Linked DNA regions of Homo sapiens: region 2 is linked to region 1. Evidence: chromatin contacts called from ENCODE POLR2A ChIA-PET data. All regions are on one chromosome and are shown on one strand. The core of a region is the stretch at or near the end of the contact, and the rest is flanking DNA. Distances in the headings are between cores, read along the strand shown. Region 1 overlaps FAM107B (family with sequence similarity 107 member B). Region 2 overlaps PIP4K2A (phosphatidylinositol-5-phosphate 4-kinase type 2 alpha).

What was found. ChIA-PET counts read pairs that join two places held with the same protein, here RNA polymerase II (POLR2A).
Region 2: POLR2A ChIA-PET joins it to region 1 with 15 read pairs in activated CD4-positive, alpha-beta T cell. The contact joins two enhancer-like sites. POLR2A ChIA-PET finds 5 or more read pairs at or near these places in 2 of 52 experiments (CD4-positive, alpha-beta memory T cell and activated CD4-positive, alpha-beta T cell).

What each region holds. Positions count from the first base shown.
Region 1 is chr10:14,581,834-14,584,849 of GRCh38, forward strand. All of the region lies in intron 2 of FAM107B (family with sequence similarity 107 member B), which reads right to left. Among named protein-coding and RNA genes, the nearest start is that of MIR1265, 150 kb to the left of the region's middle. RefSeq lists an enhancer at 1,408-1,467. Within about 2 kb of position 1,583, at least 6 of the 41 ENCODE cell types and tissues checked have a DNase peak (open chromatin) inside an H3K27ac peak, as active enhancers do.
Region 2 is chr10:22,610,459-22,613,474 of GRCh38, forward strand. The region is part of intron 1 of PIP4K2A (phosphatidylinositol-5-phosphate 4-kinase type 2 alpha); the gene reads right to left. Among named protein-coding and RNA genes, the nearest start is that of PIP4K2A, 100 kb to the right of the region's middle. RefSeq lists an enhancer at 87-621. Within about 2 kb of position 1,458, at least 8 of the 41 ENCODE cell types and tissues checked have a DNase peak (open chromatin) inside an H3K27ac peak, as active enhancers do.

The DNA of each region.
Region 1 (3,016 bases), core at 333-2,832:
CCAGGGCTGCAGTGAACTGTGGTCACATCACATCACTGTACTCCAGACTGGGTAACAGAGCAAGACCATGTCTCAAAAAAATAAAATAAATATAAATAAAATCAATGCCCATTTATCATAAGGAGACAGCTGTACAGAATTTGGTATTGTTTAAAATTGTATAGGATGCTTGCCCAAGTTGACAGTTTCAACTTTGGCATATTGTTGACACATTCTTTGTGACAAAAGTTGACACTCCCAGTTATGGCACATAAGAATAAAACCCTGTCTTCAACCATAGAGAATAGCAGCAGCAGCCTGTTTGCCATGGGTTACCAAAGGGATCCAAGGTTGCTAGGATACTTCAGTTTCAAATATCCTTCTTTGCTATCCCCGTAAATATACACTAAGTTTTCAAACAATTCACTCTAATCCTGATTAGATAATAAACTGTGACCACACCTCTGGGAGATAAATAATGGTCTTTCTAAAAACAGTACCAGAGCATCGAAGTGTAAGTTATTGCAACCACATACCCATGTTTGTTTTTGTTTTTTCTTTTCTTTTTTTTTTTTTTTTTTTGAGACAGAGTCTCACTCTGTTGCCCAGGCTGGAGTGCAGTGGCACAATCTCTGCTCACGGCAACCTCCGCCTCCTGGATTCAAGCAATTCTCCTGCCTCAGCCTCCCGAGTAGCTGGGACTAACAGGCGCCTGCCACCACACCCGGCTAATTTTTTGTATTTTTAGTAGAGACAGGGTTTCACCATGTTAACCAGGATGGTCTCGATCTCCTGACCTTGTGATCTGCCCCCCTCGGCCTCCCAAAGAGCTGGGATTACAGGCGTGAGCCACCACACCCAGCCTACCCACATGTTTTAACGTTGTACTGAGTACTTATTCCATGGAGGCACACTACTCTTACACCAACTTTATTACTGTATAACTCTATGAAGGAGGCACTATTATTTTATTGATAAGAAAGACGAAACTCGCCGGGCATGGTGGCTTACGCCTATAATCCCAGCACTTTGGGAGGCCAAGGCACGTGAACCACCTGAGGTCAGGAGTTCGAGATCGGCCTGGCCAACATGGCAAAACCCCATCTCTACTAAAAATACAAAAATTAGCCGGGCAGAGTGGCGTGCCCCTATAATCCCAGCTACTTGGGAGGCTAAGGCAGGAGAATTGCTTGAACCCAGCGGGGTGGAGGCTGCAGTAAGCGGAGATCGCGCCACTGCACTCCAGCCTGGGCAAAACAGTGAGACTCTGTCTCAAAAAAAAAAAAAAAAAAGAAAAGAAAGAAAGAAAGCCAAAGCTGGTAAACGGCAGACCTGGAAGGTGGGCCCGGCAGTCTCATTCCAGAGCCTGATAAATCATACTATTACTATTTCTCCAACTAAAGAAACCAGAAGGAGGAAAATTCTTCATCTGGCAGAAGTTACCCAGGGAGAGAGAAGAGGACATATCCCTTCTGCTTGGCTAACAGGACAGCCTGTGTCTTATTTGAGAGTCAGGGCCCTCGCGGGGCAGAGTCGGAGATGAAGATACTGCAGGGAAAGTAGCTGCTGCTGCACCTTAGTGACAGATGACATGAAGCGCAGGACCGCAGCACAGACCACAGAACTCTGAAAACAGGACCCAAGCTCACCTTAGCGGGAAGTCACCACCCACTCACCTCCGCCCTTCTAGAGCTGAGTATTCTTTCACCTGTGGAAGTCACAAGCATGTGGCGTGGCTCTCCATTTTTAATTTTTTTAAAAAGTGGTCGCGGAAGTTGTGGCCAGACACATCACCCCACCCCAGTCCTAAAGGTAAGGTGGGTGGGGACGGAGGAAGAAGAAGAGGCTGGGCCTAACTAATCTGGGCACGTCCTTGCCAACACCTGCTGCTATGAAGGAGGGGGAAAAGTTGACAGTGGAAGGAAACTACAGGGAAAAAGGAAAAGAAACCACTGGACAAGGCCACAAGTTCGTCCATTCACCGGAAGAATCTTCTATAGGCGAACCCTGTTGAGCGCTCTCCTAGACCCAAGGCCACCCCTCAGGATCCAGGGCCTGGGACACAATACAAAGTACAAAACGACACTCTCCCCGAAAGGGACTCGTGGTCACCGTTGTTCATAGGAGTGTTTCATGGCAAGTCTTAGGAAAGAGGGTTTTGAGTTCAGGAAGTGTGGGACTAAAATGACACCAACACAGAAATAAACACTGCCTTTCAGTAGGAGTTCCTAGCTACTCCGGCAGATCCAGATGCTGAGACATACTGGGTCCGAAAGAAAGACTGATGGAGGGACCAAGCAAGACAGGCCCTCCTGATGCCCAGCCCTGAGGCTGCCACCTAAATAAGCAGCAACACTCTGGGTCTGATCTGGGTAGCTCGTTGGTGTCTCAGCTGAGTAGCAGCAATGACTCAGGAAGAAGCACTTAAGCCCTATAGGACCCTAAAGAGACACAAAGATGAGGATGCCAAGGGTCCCTGTCCTCAGAGTTGCCAACCAGATATGGAAAAACGCAGTGTATAACCAAGTGACCAGGGGAAAACCCCAAGGTGGAAAAGGACCTCCGAGGTCCAGCTGCCGATGAGAATTATGCTTTCGCACCCCATGGCCCTCGGCACTCAGAGTCTTTCGCTCCATTTTCACCATAAACAAAAAAGTCTCAAAACATGACAACAGCCTGTAAGATGCTGTGATCCAAATAAAATAGTTGGTGCAGAAATTCAAGGAAGTGCATCAACTCCTCCCAAAAGGGATGGAGAAACCACACCAAAAGAAAACCAGGAACACACGTGCAGTGCTCTCCCTACAATTATAAACAGCTCCAAGATACGGACCCTGTGAGGCAGGAGAATAGGGGCTGGAGGCAGGGAACCTAAGGCCGATTCACACTGACTTCCTAGAACTAAATCAAAAGGATAACCCCAACTTTCCACACCTATGTAACAAAAGGACCGGAGGCCACTCCCCTTGCAACCCCCACCTTTTCTGCATGGCAGGTGAAACTGAAAGGACCTCTGCTTGGTCCCCTCTTCCAACCA
Region 2 (3,016 bases), core at 208-2,707, 8.0 Mb after region 1:
GCAATAAAAACCATGTCAAAGATTTATGCTTCCAGTAGGATAGAAGGCAGGTACGCTGAAGGATTCTCAGTTACAAAAACAAAACAAGCAAACAACAAAAGAATGAGCTGCTTGATAGAGCTATTTGTTTTTTTTAATCACATTGCTGGGTTCACAGACAGTAGAGGCAATCTCCAAGACACCTTTCTTCCCCCAAAGTGAGTTTAATCCACAGGGAGTGTGGGGACCATTAAGCAAGCCTGAAAGGAGGGACTCCGAGGACAAATGCCAGTTTCAACACTTACTTGGGCCAAACGAAAGCTGGGAGCTCAACAAAGGCTTCAACGTTAACCTGAGATCCTTGAAGGAAGCCTTTGAAAGTGGCCCCAACACCTGGTGGAAGTAAATGTAAATGATCTCCGGAGGAGAGCAACCCCTGCCAGGCCTCCAGGCTTCCCACAGATGAAGATCAATCAAACATGAGCTCACAGAGACAGCAACGACTAATTAATATTTTCAAGACTTTAGTTACTAAGATGATCAGATATAGAATTTTTTAAGCTGTGAGAAATTATACAGAAATAGAAGATGAACAAAAGATGATTATATTTGAAAAAATAATGATTCAGAATTTTCCACAATTAATGCACGTTATAAATCTGTAGATACAGTTGGGCACAGCAGCTCATATATGTAATCCCAGCAATTTGGGAGGCTGAGGCAGGAGGACTGCTTGAGCCCAGGACTTTGAGACCAGCCTAGGCAACAGAATTCGTCTCTAACAAATAAAAAAATAACAAAAGTTAGCTGGGCGTGGTGGTGTGCACCTGTAGTCCCAGCTACTTAGGAGGCTGATGAAGGAAGATCACTTGTATCCAGGATTTCAAGGCTGCAGTGAGCTGTGATTGTACCACTGCACTCCAGCCTGGGTGACAGAGTGGATCCATGTCTGTTAAACAAAAAACAAACAACAACAACAAAAAAAAAACAAAAAAAAGCAGAATACTCAAAGCAATATATAAGTAAGAATACTCAAAGCATACCTAGATACGCTGTAGTTAAACTAAAGAAGGCCAAATGCAAAGAGAAGAAAGGAATGGTGGCCAGAGAGAAAAGGCAAACACAACAGAGGAATGATAGTGACAGCTGACAGCTAGCTTCTCAAACCCACTGAACAAAAACAGGAATCTAACGTCATATAGCTTCTCCAGTTCACTTTACTCAAGCATCTTATGATACTAAGTCATTCCCAGAGTATATCTATGAAAAATTAAAGTTTATGTATCCTTATGCTATCAGTGGAATATCAAAGTTTGAAAAATAACAGAAAAAGAAAATCATAATGGAAATCCAAGTCTTGTGATAATAAACACAATGCGAATGAAGCTGGATGCCAACTCAATCAGCACTTCGATATCTTGTGGAACAAGAGAAAGCGAAACCCAACGTGGAGGTGGGATCAGACACTGATTATTTAAATGCGCGTGATGTGTTCAGCAGATCCTCCAAAGCTTTGATGCCTCCTCAGGCTGCTTAAATCAGTATCACTTAAGAGAGTCTTCTCAGACAGGAAACAGGAAACCAGAAACTTTCTGCATCCTTTTGCTTTATGGTACCTGCTCTGGAACATGTTTTGTGGAGAAAATATGAAAACTTCAGCCAACATGGAATGAGTAAACTGAGAATTTTCCTTATTGATTTTCCTTCCCCACCCATCCTCGCGTCAGCACAACCTTTAAGAGTCCACTCTGTGCTGGGCACAGCTCGGACACCAGTCTTTGTCCTCTTGGGGCTTATGGTCCAGAGGGGCAGACACATTAACTGAAGAACTGCCCCAAGTGTTGAACTCTAACAATGACAGAGTCAGGAGGGAGAAGCACAATGGGCTACGAGCAAGTATGGAAAAGGCCCAGGCCAGATGGGGGAGGCATGTGAGGCTTCCCTGGGCAGCAATGGCTCGTGGAGAAAGGAGAGGGCAGGTGGACAGGGCTTCCAGGAAGAAGGCGAGTCCTAGAGAGGAGGGGACACTGTTAATGGGAAAACAGTGCAGAAATAGACAAGGTGCGTGGCATGAAAGGGATGAACAACAGGCCCAGGAGCACCGGGAAGCGGCTGCTGTAGAATTGCACCAGACAGAGGAGAGCAGCTCAGCAGAGGGCGGAGGCGGCAGCAGAAACGAAAGAAGCAGAGAGACTCCGGCATGCTGAAGTGCTGAAATCTATGGGGCTTGATGATGACAGACTAGAAATGTAGGGAAAGATGGAGGGAATGCTGCATGCATGCGGGGGAAGCTGGTGGGTCCAACGACTGGCACAATGCATCTTAAGAGAAGAGTTCAGTTTTGAGCTTGTTAAACTTCATGCGCTCTTGGGACATCTAAGTGTCAATGTCAGGTAGGCCGTGGACAGGTGGGTCTGAAGTTCCCAGGGGCAGCAGGGGCAAGAGATAAAAATGTGTGTATCTGTGCATCAGACATTAGCTCCCCAGAGGAGTGGATGAGGTAACCTGGAGAGGGGCCGGTGTGATGGGGAGGAAGGCGGAGAAGCAGTCTTCAAGAACGGGAATGTTTCCAAGCCTGGAGAAGAGGATGAGAAAGGGGAAAACTGCCATCGAGGCAGGAAGTGAAAAAGCACAGGGCCACCCAATGGGAGTGAAGGGAAAAGGGGGTTCAAACATGCTATGGGATGATCATGATGCTTTTGAGAAGGCAGGGACTGGGAAATGTCAGCCAGATTGAACGGCACAGGAGGTCCTTGGCAACCTTGGCAGAGTTGTTTCGGTGGAGTGTAGCAATGGAACCCAGACTAAGTTGAGTTAAGGAAATGCTGGCACTGCACAGGGCTGATTTCTAAGGAGCCTGGCAGGGAAGGACAGGAGCGAGATGAAGAGGGATGAGGGACAGAGGGAGGACCTGACAGAGAAGGGACATTCCGTAGCACTTCTCGAGAAAGTGGGAGGGGATGGGATTCAGGCATGCAGGAAGGAGAGGCTCTGAGGAGGGAAGCGACTTTCCTGTTCACAGGAGGGAAAAGAGATA